Linked DNA regions of Homo sapiens: region 2 is linked to region 1. Evidence: chromatin loops called from intact Hi-C (ENCODE). Cell type or tissue: HepG2. All regions are shown on one strand.

Region 1 (8,000 bases):
TAAATAGCTATTTTTTATTATTAATTATGTAGATCAGAGAACTTACTGATTTACATGGATTTGTGTTTCTTAAATTTTATAGTGGGTCATAATATAAGCATATTAAGTGTAACAAAGTCTTTTTGTTATATTAACATAATTTAAAATTACTTTGCCTATTTTGGTGTGAGGCAGTTTGATGAACAGTGATTTTATTCTTCACAATGATTAAAGGTGATAGCAGTATGAATAATCTGAAACCATTTATATTGGCTTTAGAATATCTTTGTGGCTATACTTTTGAATATGGATATTGTTGAAAACTTACTTCAAACAAAATATTGAAGGCCCTCTGTGAAGTATTAAAGAGGAGTGCCTTATGAACAGTCTCTCTCCATGCATCTCAATGTCAGCCCAAGTAAAACTCTCAGATTTCTCCTCACTTCCCTGCTGCATGTGAAATAGGAATAAATTCAGAATAGGATGTCAACAAGGCAAACAGTTAAGTGAGATGCTGTAGTTGTTTTCATGAAACATAAAAACAAGATTCAAAATGCCTACAGATAATCTGTGTGTCGCTGATAGTGAAGAGTAAACCCTTCACTTTTGAAGTAGCAGCCTGGTTTGAAAACAACCTCTGTTTAACTTTTTTCCTTACCTTAACTATAATAGCAATCTTCAGTCTTTTACAAGAGAGTATCTTTCCTGTTTAAGTGCATTTTAAAAATTAGTTATTTCATGGCTTTCACTGGCAAGAGATGAGTAAAATATTGTCTGACAAGAGATTGCCAGTCTAAATGGCAAATTTCTTTTTCTTTTTTGTAAAATCAGAAATCCTCAACATTGATAGGTGTCAAGTTGTATTTACAGAAATATGCAAATGAAGAAGCTGGATTTTACTCAATATTTGTATTTTTTATATAAATATGTTGCATTTGGTTTTTATTCTCTTTTCACTGGAAATGTTGTATCTTAAGAAAAAATGATATTTTGGTATTTTCTGATATATGACTTAAGCTTGTTTTTATTCTTTATAGTGTTCTGTTTTTCATTCCTTGAATTTTTTTTTTTTTTTGTGATGGAGTTTTGCTCTTGTTGCCCAGGCTGGAGTACGATGGCGCGATCTCGGCTCACTGCAACCTCTGCCTCCTGGGTTGAAGTGATTCTCCTGCCTTAGCCTCTCCGAGTAGCTGGGATTATAGGCATGCACCACCACCCCTGGCTAATTTCGTATTTTTAGTAGAGATGGGGTTTCACCATGTTGGTCAGGCTGGTCTCGAACTCCTGACCTCAGGTGATCTACCCGCCTCTGCCTCCCAAAGTGCTGGGATTACAGGCAGGAGCCACCACGCCTGGCCGAAATTTTGTTTTTAACATCTTACTGTTCAAACAGTACACATACACATATATAAAATCACATATATAAGTACAGGCATACAAATAAATATACACACATATATCTTTTCTTTCCTTCATTCTTTTGGTGACAGATTATTATCATTGTTATTATTTATTGGCCTAGGTTTACTAATCTCCACTGAGAAAAGGTATTCATTTCTAGCGAGGTAGTTTTCATGTAATCCAGGCAAGCTGTTGTCTAGTGACAGTAATGTTCTAGTTATGTAAAGGCCTGTGATTGGGTCAGTGGGTTTATGGGACAGGTTTGGTTTGGTGAACATGGAGATAACTCATTTAAAACCCAGTGATGCAGTTTGTTTGTTTGTTTGTTTGTTTTTAAAGCAACTGAACTTTGAAACTTAGGAAATTCTTAACATTTGTAGGAATGTATTTCAGTGGTTTGGGGAATTCTGCTAAAGCATCTCTTTTTTTTAATTAATTTTTGCCAGTAATCTTTTTCTTTATGTTGATCTACATCTTTCCTCCATAGATCTTTACTCACTTGTACAATTTGTCTTCTTTGGCATAGCCCCAAATGGGCTGTAATTAGTGGTATGCTGGTAAATGTTTAGAGCCAGCTCTGGGTGCGTGGGTGGGGGAGGCTCTGATTGGTTTGCCAGTTTCTTTGGTGTGAATACTTTCACTGTGGCTGATTTCAAGCTACCCACGTGATGTCCCTAAACATGAACCATGGAAGAGATGGGCACAGTCTGCTCTTACAAGCCTGTGCAAGCGGAGTTTAGCACACTATTGGCATATCCATCTTTGCTTCTTTCACAACTAAGATGAGTCATGAATAATTTTTATATATGGTGTTATTCTTATGTTTTAGTTACGATTAGGAATATAGCAAATATAAAATACTTGTAGGTATATAATATGATAACACAAGCTGCGTTACTGACAATGTGTAACTGTCTTTTTTCTGTTTTTCAGTTGGGTGGAAAGCTTTGGACATGAAGGGCTTGGATTATTATTAGACATTTTGGAAAAACTGATTAGTGGAAAAATGTAAGTATTGCTAATAATTATTTTCAAGTAAGCATCATTCATATGTCCAATTATAATTCCAACACTGCTATTTTTTATGTCAATACAGCCAAGAAAAAGTTGTAAAGAAAAATCAACATAAAGTCATACAGTGTCTAAAAGCCCTGATGAATACGCAGGTATGTACATACGTAATTAGTATTTGTCCGTCACCAATTTTGTAATATATGATTTTCAGTTGCAGTAAAGTGATGGTAAATTGTTCTGATGTGTTTTTTAGTACATGATGGAAAAATATTGAATTTTATTGAATTCTAGTTTCAACTGTCTTGCAATAGGAGAAACTTGATAATGAATAAACCTCTTCTGGTGCTGAACTCCTCATGTATAGGTTAATTATCTCTCCCCACCCTTTCCTCCCTCTCAACCCTGCCCACCCCAACCCCATCTTCTTTCTTTTTTTCTCTCCACCCACCACCCTTTCTCTGCTTTTTTGTCCTACTCTTCCTCTTTTCTTCCTTCCTTCATTTCCTCCCTCTCCTAACTCTCAAAAGTACGGCGTGAGTCAGCTTTAAGATCATGATTATTAAATGTGAGCTGCAATAATACTTATTACCAAAGGTTCAAGTTAGGAAGATTTCTTATATTCTAGGAATTTAAAATCTACAATGAAATTAATGTAAACAGATATAAGCAGGTCTCAGAAATAGAGCAATGAGGCTTAACCCAAGTAATATTGAGAATAAACGTAATATGGAGGAATTTGCATAGTTAAAGAGGTTACATTAGAAGGGAGAAACCTGCTTGTGGCTCTCACCTATAATCTTACCGCTTTGGGATGCCGAGGCAGGAGGGATTGCTTGAGGCTAGGAGTTTGAGACCAGCCTGGGCAACATAGTGAGACGCCATCTCTACAAAAAGTAAAACAAATAGCTGGGCATGGCGGCACATGCCTGCAGTCCCAGCTACTCAGGAGGCTGAGATGAAAGGGTGGCTTGAGCCCAGGAGTTTGAGGTTATAGTGAACTGTGATCGAATCACTGCACTCCAGCCTGGGAGACAAAGTGAATCCCTGTCCTTAAACAAAACAAAACAAAACAAAACAAAACAAAACAAAACAAAAAAACTAGAAAAAAAGAGGAATTCTTAAGCTCTTTACTGAAGTTAGATTTTAGGTTTATCTAGCAATGTTTCTTTTTTGCTTTTATACTGTTAACTGTAGAAATTAGCATTATCCTATGCTGTTTCTTTAAGCTCCAGCATCTAAACACATTTACCTCATGATGTGTGAAGTGATGATAGGTGTTTAAGTTGCTGTTAGACAGCAGGGGGGGAAATTTTACCTGTGGTGGTACGATTATTTTTGTTTTATAGCAAAAGCATCTGTATATTTCTGATTAATTTTAATTATAATATTTTGCCTTATTCTAATTTAAAAACAAACTTTTATAGGGCTACACACTTAAGTACTAGTACGTAAATTATTGATTTATTTTATATTTATTTTACTACATGTATTAGCAAATATTTATATTTTCTAATTATTTTTGTCTTGTTAAACTGTGTATTTTTAAGCATTTTCTGGAGCTAAGCTTTCTATTTTTAACCAATGAAATATTTTTTCTTCCTTGCCTCCTCTAAACAGATATTATTTTCAAAGAAAATATGTGATGTAGGAATCACAACTCCTTTCTATGCTGAATTCACGGTTCTTTGAAAATCAGATATTAGATATATAAGGTAGCTTTTTACATATCTGTTTTAAGAGTAAATGAATGAAAGAATCAAATTGCTGATAGGGAGAGGTCTTTGCCCACTAAGTACATAGAACTGGTTTAGGAAGCCCTTTTTAAAGTGAGAATATAGAAATTGGAAATTTCATTGGTGATGGAAAAGCCAAAAGTAGAAAAAATCTAGGAACTTTTTTTAAACCAAAGGGACATTTGGATCATAATTTGAATTTAAGAAGAATATCATGGTTAAATTAAGGTGGTAAATAGAAGATAATATTCTTACTTTGTTTCATAATGAATCTGAGGAAGATTGAACTTTATTTTCTAATTAATATACTATTTTTCTCTTAAGAGATTTTTGTTGCTTGTAGTTTATATACATGGAGCTATAAAATATTGCCATTTTATTTGGTGCTTTTATCTGTGTTATTAAGAATAAAAAGTTAATTTAAGTTATTGTTACTTAGTATTATAGTGTCTGAACTCTAAACCTAGCAATATGTGAAATTTTTGGTGAAGTTTTTTTTCCCTTCAAGATTGGTTAATGGTTGTCTTAATCTTTATTTGATCACATCTATAAGTACAAAATTTGTTAAACCTCACTTATACAGTCTTTATTAGCATTCATTGAATGGTGAAAATATAAGTTTTAAGAGGAAAAAAATGTGGTACCTTATTTGGTACTAGTAATTAATTATACAATTAATGGGCAAATTTGATAACATTACATGAAAGTGAATTTCTTATAACATTAAATTGGACTAAGAGTATTTTTTAAATGGAAGAGAATTTTAATTGCGTAGGGGAAAGAAAAGATAATAAGGATGAAAAGTTAGTATATTCAAATTGAAAGGTAATTAGAACAGAGACTTCAGTTTGGTCAGTTAACTGTGTGTGTTGCTTTGAAGAGTGCACCCAAGGTGCGGGTGCTTTGCTTCTGAAGCCAGCAACTTTAACCACATTATTTCTGCTACTGGGATTAACTCACTGTGGGTGGCTGCTCAGCACTAGTAGTCATGCTGTGTGCGTCCAGATGTTGGGCGTCCTACACGAGGATTTAGAGCATTAACTTTCCTCTACCTAAAACATCATCTTCAGTGCCTGAAATTCCATCTATTAGCTAATAATAGGCCTCATGTGGAATGCAGGCGGAACCTGGCATTGATCCTCAGTTTAGAACAGGCCAGTTACCATATTGTCCGGAGTGGGTCCTTGACATTCAGGAAAGATACATCCTTAGACCTTTCAAAATTTGTCATGCCTCTCTAACCTAAAACAGCCCTCATTAAATGCACTTTAATCCGAGCACTGGTAAGTTGACAACTTCTCACACAGAGTCAACAGTTTTTGTTTTGTTTTGCTATGTTTTTTAAATAATTGAGAGTAATTTATACAAGTAGCAATTCTGTATTTATAGATACTGAGTAGTAGTAATTGGCCTCATTCCAGTCTTAAAATGAGTGTGACACATTTTTGCATTACCAAAATCAGAGAACGTTACCTGTGATGGACTTTTGGGGTCACAGGATGATGGTTAAAACTGTGAAATCAGAGTATGCTCCTATTTCACCTTTCATACATGATAGGTTAGGGCCAGAGGGTTTGGCAGAGAAGGCAGGTAGTATCACTTGGAGGAAGTCAGCATGAGTCACCTTGGGTGGCTGGAGGAGTCACAGGATTCTGATTCTAGAAGGGCAGGTGTTAGCTAAGGACAACCAGGTAGGTGGGAAAAGAAGGGGAAATGCTAGAGGCAAGCTTTACTCAATTCCCAGATTTATTAGGACAGAGCCAGCTCTTGTGTACTTGGTAATCATTGACTGACTTTCTGAATTGAATCTAAGTGGTACTTTATAAACCTGACAATTCCCTGGAATGATTAGCAAGGCATATTGTAGTTTCTGGTCCTGTGCCTGCCTTTTCATTCTTTTTCCAGTTAGGTAATAGCCCAGGCTATCATAAAAGTAAGTATTTCCTGACTGTTTAGCTGTCTTGTTGTAAACTTTTCCCTATTACTAACAAGACAGAGTAATCTCTCCAAAATTCATATTCTTGGGCCCTTGGCCTTTCCTCATACTTTCTCCATTGTTCCTGTGTTTCTCAGATAGTGGTTTAAAGTAAATGGAGTATTTCAGCCCAGTACAAGGTTTCTTTGCATAAATGGCCATATACAAGATAGGAAAGTTATAAATAGGATTTTATCACAATCAAAGTACTTGGGTCTAAGCTGGTTATAGATTCAACTTCAATGCTTACATGTAGTGCTGATTTTGAGTTTAGTTCATAGGCTTGTAATTGGGAATAAGGCCCTTTTTTAGTGTTTGGTAGTAACTCTGATTAGTCAGTTCTCATGCTTTAGTAGGATCCTCTGAGATGCATGCTAGATAAATAGTACTGTTTTATTGTTTCTATTCATCTTCTGTATTTTGACAGTTATCTTTCATAGATACATCATTAACATAACTTATCTTCTAATTGGATTTGACTTCCTGGCAGTAGTAAATAAACTTTATCCTAATCCCAATCGTCTCATTTATAGAATGAGTTTACAACTGCATTGTTTTCCTTATAATAAATACCATTGTGATTAGAATACCTGTGCCCATTGTGGCAGTTTCTACATGGTATCTGCTCAAATCATCCTTCAGTTTTTGCTTATTTATGAACTAAGTGCTAATATCTAGGCCTGTATTTTGTAATATGGTAGCTACATGTGGCTTCTGAGCATTTGAAGTGTGGCTAGTCTGAATTGAGATGTGCTACAGTATAAAATACACACTGGATTTCAACTATTTAGGAAGAAAAAGAAGTGAAATGTCATCAATAAATGTTTTATATTGGTTATATGTTGAAATGGTAATATTTGGGGTATATTGGATTAATTTTATTGAAAATAGTTTTGCTTGCTTGAAATTTTTAAATTACTCATGTGGTTTACATTATATTTCTCTTGGACAGTGTTGATCTGTGTGTTTGCTTATGATAATATATCTCTTACCAACCTTCCTTCCCAGGAAAAAGATTTTCATGGCCTCAGTGTCTGGTTCCGTATCTGGCTGTTTGTTTCATATGCTTCTGTTGGCAAATCCCATGTTTCTGACTGCTTCCCACTTTCTCAATTTGGCTACTTAACCTGTCTTAATAATTGTCAGCTGTATTGTTGTAAGATCACCTTGAGTTATCTTTATTTGGTTTAGTTTTGTGGTTCTTGACATAAAGTGAATACCCTTATGAACTTTTTATTTTATTTTTTTTTTGAGACGGAGTTTTGCTCTTGTTGCCCAGGCTGGAGTGCAATGGCGTGATCTTGGCTTACTGCAATGTCCACCTCTCGGGTCCAAGTGATTCTCCTGCCTCAGCCTACCGAGTAGCTGAGATTACAGGCATGCACCACCATGCCTGGCTAATTTTGTATTTTTAGTAGAGAGGGGGTTTCTCCATGTTGCTCAGGCTGGTCTCAAACTCCCGACCTCAGGTAATCTGCCCGCCTCTGCCTCCCAAAGTTCTGGGATTACAGGCGTGAACCACCGTGCCCAGCCATGAACTTTTTAGAGTGTTACACAGTCTATATTTTTTAGCTTTAGTAAGTGTAAAAATGTCCTATAAATTTTTTTTAATAACTACATTTCCTTCAGGGTATTATTTTTCTAACTAATTTCTAACATTTGACCTCTTATTTTCAAAATATTATAGTATGGCTTGGAAAGAATTATGAGTGAGGAGAGGAGCCTTTCCTTATTGGCCAAAGCCGTGGATCCCAGACACCCCAATATGATGACAGATGTGGTTAAACTTCTCTCTGCGGTATGCATTGTAGGGGAAGAAAGCATGTAAGTGTTATCAACATATTCCCCTAATTATATAATAATTTAATACAGATTGATTCATTTAATGTTTCATTATC
Region 2 (8,000 bases), 160 kb before region 1:
AATCACCTGAGGTCAGGAGTTTGAGACCAGTCTGACCAACATAGTGAAACCCCGTCTCCACTAAAAATACAAAAATTAGCTGGGTGTGGTGGCGCATGCCTGTAATCCCAGCTACTCGGGAGGTGGAGGTTGTGGTGAGGCAAAATTGCACCACTGCACTCCAGCCTGGGAGACAGAGTGAGACTCTACCTCAAAAAAAAAAAAAAAAAAAAAAGATAAAGAAAATACAAAACGAACTAATATAGGTTGAATGCCCATAATGTAGTATTAACCACTTCATTTAATCTTCACAACTGTGAATTAGAAAGATTAAAAAACTACAACCAGTAGGGTGGCAAATCAAACCCAGTGGGTTTTATGTGGTAATTTCAGTTTTGCTTGTTTAGGATACTGTTCCATCTCATGTTTACTGGTACGAACATTCCAGTTTCCTTTGAGGAGCCCTTCCCCAGTTCCTTGTGATTTGGATGTATGGGTCCATACCATTATTTCACATGTATAACTCCACCTCTTCCCTGCAGATCTCCTCAACAGAGAGGCTTTTCACTTAGGCCTGACCAATCAGAGCCCTCTCTGAGACCTTATGTGCTTGAATTAGCAAAGAAGACTGGCTCAACCCCTCTGCAGTAGGAGACAATGAGGAAAACAGAGAAGGAAAAGAAAAAAAAAAAAGAGAAAAGTAGATATGAGACATTTCAGAGTGTAAAAGGGAAGGGAAGTCCTGGTTGACTTGAATCTCCAGCAGGACCAGGTTTATGGGCATGTCACATATATAGTCACACGCAATTCTGATCCTAGAAGGGCCCCCACACTTGGTTTCATGCTCTACCATCTAGAAATTCTTAATAATTTTTAAATAGGACATTTTGCATTTTAATTTTGCAAAGTGTGTAAGCAGGCCTCATCACCACCTCCAGATCTAGTTGCTTCTATCATGTGAACTTCCCAGGTATTTTTCTCAGTGTTGTGAGAAAATAAAATGTCCTATGTGCTTAAACTAGTTTGAGTTGAGAATTTGTGACTTGCAATGAAGCAGTTCTGACAAATACATCTCTGAACCTGCACTTTCTATCAGTCCTCAGGTTATGGTACTATCAACCCCTGATTATCTGTGAAGGATACATTATTCACTTATGAATAATTTATGACACAGTTCTAACACTAAATGTTATTTTCCTGCCATCTGTCATGCTTTCAGCTAACTTCACAACATCAGTGAGGTAGTCCATGGAATGAAAACTAACGTTAAGAACATCTTAAAATATATCTATTTCTTATATACATAAAGTGTATTTTAATATATAATATAAAAATAATATAAATATTTAAAATATAACACATTTGAAAATATATATTCTATATATTTGTGTATATATAACTATCTCATATATATGTAACTATATATCACATATATATATTTATATATTCTGATACCTATATAGCATACCAGAGAAAAACATACTGGAGAAAATTACAACACATACAAGAAAAAGTAGTAATTTTTTTATGTATATGTGTGTATGTATATATATGTGTGTGTCTGTGTATGCATATATATATTTGGAGACAGGGTTTTGCTCTGTCACTCAGGCTAGAGTGCAATGGTGTGCAGTCACAGCTCACTGCAGCCTCAACCTCGTGGGCTCAAGCAATCTTCCTACCTCAGCCCCACGGGTAGTTGGAAGTACAGGTGCATGCTACCATGCTTAGGTAATTTTTAAAATTTTTTGTGGAGATAGGGTCTCACTATGTTGCACAGGCTGGTCTCGAACTCCTGAGCTCCAGAGAGCTTCCCTCTTCAGCCACTGAAAATGCTGAGATTACAGGCATGAGCCCCATGCCCAGCCCATAATTTGTATTTTTAGAGTGATTTCCAGTTTATAAAATGCTTTTACTTACAACATATTACTATAAGAAGTTCGAGGCAGGCAGATCACAAGTTCAGGAGTTCAAGACCAGCCTGGCTAACATGGTGAAACCCCGTCTCTACTAAAAATACAAAAGTTAGCCAGGCATGGTGGCGGGTGCCTGTAATCCCAGCTACTCAGGAGGCTGAGACAGGTGAATTGCTTGAACCCAGGGTGCGGAGGTTGCAGTGAGCCAAGATTGTGCCCCTGCACTCCAGCCGGGGTGACAGAGCCAGACTCTGTCTCAGAAAAAAAAAAAAAAAAAAAAAGAAGTTTTCTGTTTTGAAATAAACTCATGGGTCATTGTTAGGTAAACTATCTATTTTGAAATTGGTACATTTTCACATTTGAATCTTTTGAAAATGAATGAAAACCATATCCCATTGCCATATAAAAGCATGGTTCATTTACATATGAAATTCAGTCTGTGGTTCTGGTTATCACATGTTAGTAAAGACACAGAGAAGTAGAAAAAAATTCATCCAAAATCAACCAAAACATCTGAAGGGGCTGAGTGCTGCTATATTGAGGTAGAACTCAAAGATGGGAATGCTTTCCACCAAAAGAATGAGACTGGGGGAGGACATGCTCAAAAGGCCTAAAATCGTATGTGTTAATTCGATGGAAAAGAACATGTACTTCAAATTCTGAATTATTAGAATGAAGTCTTGTGTTCTGAATTCCCAGTTTAGAAAGTTAGGTCCAACTAGAAGTACCATTTAATTTTAAAAAGCATTTGGTCAAATTTACTAAAGACAGAGGAATAGGTGGTTACCAAAAGAAAACAGACTATGCCTGAACATTAGGGTTTAACATACATTTGAAGGAGGCTAACACATGTTTGCACAGTCTTGTGGTTTTTAGGTGGGACCTTTGGGAGGTGACTAGGGCATGAAGGCAGAGTACTCATGAATGGGGTTGGTGTCCTTATGGAAGGGACCGCAGAGAACTTTCTTGCCCCTCCAGCATGTGGGGCTGCAGAAAGAAGACATGCGCCTGTGAACCAGGGAGCCGGCTCTCACCAGACACTGAGTCTGCTGGCACCTTCGTCTTGGAGTTTCCAGCCTGCAGAACTGTGAGAAGTAAGTTTCTTTTGTTTATAAGCTGCCCAGTTTATGGTATTTTACTATAACAGCCCACATGGACTAAGACAAGTCTCCTAGGTGTTCATATCTCAGAAGAACTTCAGCAGGGCCATGGTGCACCAGAATTGTCTTTTTAGCATCTTCAGTAGCGCTTCTCCTTTCTTCCTTTGCCAGCATGGTTTGTCCTTGCTCAAGACCACTTTCAGGAAACAGGTAAGTTGCAACTCTTTCTTGTCATAGTGAATGTTTTATTTTGTTTATGACAGTTCACTCTCTCCTGTTAGTAAGAAGTGGAAATTAGGTTTAGGGAATCATACAACTGAAGAGGTGAGAAACAGTTATAGAATGGCAAGACCTTAAAATGAATTCAGGATTTAGTAGCCATCTGAAGGACAATGGCAGATGGTAAGTTTAGAGGTGTACAAATATAATGGGAAGAGGTCAGGTGAATTTTGATAGCAATTGCAGAAGAACTGCGTGATAGGTATGAGGAATAACGAAGAGAAGAGAAACCATATGGTGAGATGATAATTAGGCTCAAGTATTTGTCTTTAAGAAAAGAAAAATATTGGAGACATATTTATGAAGACACAACCTGAGGTAAAGGAAAAGAATTACTGGAAAAGAGAAAAAGGAGAGATGGTGATATAGGTCTAAACTGAAGAGTTTTGGAGAGATTTTGCAGTAGAATTAAAGCTAGGAAAATGGAGGAAGGAAATACAGTTATACGTTGCTTAATGGCAGGGATACGTCCTGCAAAATGCATTATAGGTGATTTCATCATTACGCAAACATCATAGAGTGCATTTACACAAACCTAGGTCATACAGCCTGCTACACAGCTAGACTATGTAGCATAGCCTATTGCTCCTAGGTGGAAACCCGTACAGCATGTTACTGTACTGAATACTGTACAGTATAATATACTGTGAATACCGTGTAAATAATTTTATTTTGTTTACATACTGTGTTAATAAATTTACTTTATTTTGTTTGTCCTCTTGCTGGATCCCCACATGGTGGAGGGGCAAGAAAATTCTCTGAGGTCCCTATTATAAGGACACTAACCCCATTCATGAGCACTCTGCCTTCATGTCCTAGTCACCTGCCAAAGGTCCCACCTAAAAACCACAAGACTGTGCAAACATGTATTATCCTCCTTCAAATATATGTTAAACCCTAATGTTCAGGCACAGTCTGTTTTCTTTTAGTAACCACTTATTCCTCTGTCTTTAGTAAGTTTAGCGAAATGCTTTTTAAAATTAAATGGTACTTCTAGTTTGACCTAACTTTCTAAACTGGGATTTCAGAACACAGGATGTCATTCTAATATTTCAGAATTTGAGAGACATACAATTACAACACAGTGGCAAACGTGTGTATCCAAACATGCCTAAACATAGGAAAAGTAGAGTAAAAATACAGTATTAGAATCTTATGGGACCACCATCGTATTTGAGGTCTGTCATTGACTAAAATGTTATGTGGTGCATGACCATATGTAGTAAATTAAACAGTACAGAACTATGAATCAGGCTTAATTGTAAGAATAGTAGAATATTGTTTTACAATATATTCTGTATACTAATTCTTAGAATGAGAAGATTGAGACTCACCTGACCTATAAAATTAGCAATTCTGTATTTCTGAATCCAGGATTACATTATAACTACAGGGGACCATGACACATGTAGTTATGTCCCTGAAAAATTAAAGAGTTCCCAAAGAAATTATTTATGAGAGCTAATAAAAAACATTTTGACACTGAAAATAAACTAAGTAAAACTTTACTAAACTCAGGGGTTACTCCTTTACCTAGGCTAGGCCCAAGTTTGTTTCTTTTAAGGTCAACGGAAGGTAGGTTTCATGACATAAAGCAACTAGTTAAAAGGTTTTTCTGCTGCCAGTTTTCTAGTCAAGGCAATACTGCTACATTGCTTTGTGGCGGTTTCTCCTGGAGTGGTTTCCCCCTCTCATTCTTTTGAGGTGTTGGAGGGGTGTGAAGTGGAGTAGCTGGATTTTAAACTGTGGGAGTTACGTAGATGATTAGATATCCTTTTTACAGACAGCACTGTGGCAACAGCCTGCAGAATGCGTTGGAGGGATCCGAGCATAGCCTCAGAAAGCTGGGCTGGGTCACCTGTCTGGGGGAGCAGGGGCAGAGCCTGTTCTCAGGTGGAGCAATGGTGTGGAGAGAATGGATTTGAACGATATTAAGGATGAAGAATTGACAGGATTTAGAGGCTGGATGTGAAATGGAGCAGATTTCTGCTTAGGTAATTGGGTAGGCTATGTTGCTATTGAGTGAGGTGAGTTTATTGGGTGAGACAGGTGTAGGGGCAAAAATGCTGAGTTTACATTTGTAATGCGTTGGATTTTTAGATGTCCGTGGGATAGGCTCATTTTTTTTCTCCTTTCCGATTCTGACGGCAACCTCTGGTTAATATTCTTCTTTGCTGATAGATTAATATACTCTTGAAGTAAAAATTACCAGTTTTTTAACTCAGAAAACAAACAAAAAATAATCTCCTTCCTATTATATGTTAATGTAATTGGTTTAATTATCAGCGAGGCAACCTATTTCATTCCTCCTTCCCAGAGTTTTGGGATGGTACTACTCTTTGTTCACCCTATGCCACCTTGAATTAGGTGTAATTTGTCAAAGAGAGGGAAAAATCAAAGAGAACGTTCCGGATTTCTGCTTGGAATACTAAAGAACAGTGCTAACGCCGGCAGACACTGGCAATCGGGAGGGGAAGGTGATAGCAGTAGGACTGTGAGAGGTGGCTTTTTATGTTTAAATTGGGAAGATCCAAGTAGAATTGTAATTTCATAGAATGTCAGACTGCATGAGACTTTCAAGGTGAAAAAAAATTAACCTTTATTGAGTATGTAATATGTACCAAGTGCTTTCTCCTGTTTTGTAAATGGAAATAGAGATTCTCAAGGATAAGAAAGTAGCTCGAAGTTACCCAATTATTTATTTAGTGGGTTATTTAGGTGATTTACAGTACAGGGGGGACTATTACCCTTGAAAATTTATTATGAAAATTCACATTTTTGAGGTTATGAAAATTGGTTCTTAGGGGGCAAATAAATGTTCTCTTTTTAGATACAAAACAGTGGCATACATATAGTACCTAAACATATACAGTATATCTAAAGTAGTAAAATTTCATAGAGGAGGACAATTAAGAAAAATGTCTAAAAGATTTTTTAAAAGGCTGATTTATTTATTTATTTGTTTATTTATTTTGAGATGGAATGTCTCCCTTGTCGCCCAGGCTGGAGTGCAATGGTGCCATCTCAGCTCACTGCAACCTCTGCTTCCAGGGTTCAAGCAATTCTCCTGCCTCAGCCTCCTGAGTAGCTGGGATTATAGGCATGCGCCACCAGGGCTGGCAAATTTTTGTATTTTTTTTAGTTTTAGTAGGGACCGGGTTTCGCCATGTTGGCCAGGCTGGTCTCAAACTCCTCTCCTCAGGTGATCCGACTGCCTCGGCCTCCCAAAGTGCTGGGATTACAGGCATGAGCCACCGTGCCCAGCCCAAAAGGACGATTTTGAAAAAAGGTTAAGAAACACTGATTTGGCCGGGTGTGGTGGCTCATGTCTGTAATCCCAGCACTTTGGGAGGCCGAGTTGGGAGGATCACTTGAGCCCAGGAGTTCAAGACCAGCCTGGGCAACATAGCGAGACCCTCATCTCTAAAACTGAAAGAAAAAAGAAACACTGATTTATAACCCATTTCATTTAATAAAGGTTTTATTCTTTTTTGCTGACTTCTTTTTTTGTTTCACATGGTACCTCGTGTTGAATAATAAAACAAACAGGTAAAAGCAATGTCAGTTTAAACGTCCCTAGAGGGAGGGTCTAGAATCATACCACATGGATGCTTTTTCCCTCACCTTCTGCAGTGGTCCCTGAAGTACTGGTGTGAAAGCTTAGAGCTCTGAGTATCCCAGTTTGAATGTCTGGGGAATACAATTTGAACTCCTCATTTTCCCCATGAATAAACTGAGGCAGATTTGTCCTGAGTAAGCATTCACTCCTCCAGTTGTTTTATTATTTGGAAGGTGCCCACATAGTGGAACTAAATCAGGCTTTCTGTCTCAAAGCATTCTACACAAAGAGGCATACCATCCCACTAGAAGATGGGGAGAGAAAGAAAAGCCCAAGCAGAGGTCAGGGAGATAATTTTTAGAGAGATGATGAGAGAAATAAGTGAGAAAAGAGTCTCAAGAAGGATACTGTGATCAACAGCAGCAAATAAAGAGGGATCAAAGACTGAGAATGAGGCTCTGGCAGTATAAAATTATCTGGTGACTTGTGACTGCAGTGTCAGGACAGTGTGCAGGCACAGCTTGATTTCACAAGAAACTGTAAATATTTCAGACATCTCAGCAAAAAGGTAAGGACGCTAACTTGCCCTTGTAACTGTTGCAACTAATTACACGTTACTCTTTCATGACCCAAATATAAACAGCAATACCTTAATCAAAGCAAATTTAGTAAATAATTTTAAGTCTATTGTGTTACAATGGGTTCAAAGAACAAAACAGAAAGCAAATAATGCACACAAATGGACACCCTAAGGAGAGACGTAGATACAGACAGGTTTTATGTACATTTGATCTTGAGGAATGTCCACAACACAGCAATTCACCTGAGGATAAAAAGAAAAGCATATGTGGTGATGAGACAGAAATATAGATGAAAGAAACAGACAATTTGAAAATCTCTATTGGGCACCACAGAATTCTTATCGTTTATTTTACATTTCTTTTTAGCTTTGGGACATAATTTCTATTTGCTATTGTCAGACAAATTATTTTCCAAGTGACTCAACAAATTATATTTAGGTTTTAGTAATTGTGCTTTAAAGGAATTAAACTGTAATCTTACAAGAGTCTTAATAATTACCTAATTCCTTTTTTCTACTTATTTAATACTGGGAATACGATCTGGTAGTGACATCTAACACTTTCAACTGAACCTTAGTTAAGTATC

The links. Hi-C counts contacts between places; a loop is a spot of excess contacts. Peaks named below come from ENCODE experiments on the same cell type or tissue, not always from the same donor. Only the 100,000 strongest peaks of a DNase experiment are listed, where the experiment ranks them.
Region 2: a loop joins it to region 1, with 27 times the contacts of the local background. A loop is called at or near these places in 3 of 110 quality-filtered maps.

Annotation. Positions count from the first base shown.
Region 1 is chr13:60,010,459-60,018,458 of GRCh38, reverse strand. DIAPH3 (diaphanous related formin 3) reads left to right here. Exons shown (of 28, transcript NM_001042517.2): 6 at 2,314-2,388; 7 at 2,477-2,546; 8 at 7,790-7,926. DIAPH3-AS1 (DIAPH3 antisense RNA 1) reads right to left here and starts at 5,741. Exons shown (of 5, transcript NR_109838.1): 1 at 5,601-5,741. In HepG2, no CTCF peak of the experiment used is centred here; no DNase peak of the experiment used is centred here.
Region 2 is chr13:60,171,644-60,179,643 of GRCh38, reverse strand. It overlaps LOC105370227 (a long non-coding RNA gene), which reads right to left. Exons shown (of 2, transcript XR_942001.2): 2 at 7,498-7,656. Among named protein-coding and RNA genes, the nearest start is that of DIAPH3, 12 kb to the right of the region's middle. In HepG2, no CTCF peak of the experiment used is centred here; no DNase peak of the experiment used is centred here; H3K27me3 peaks cover 460 bases.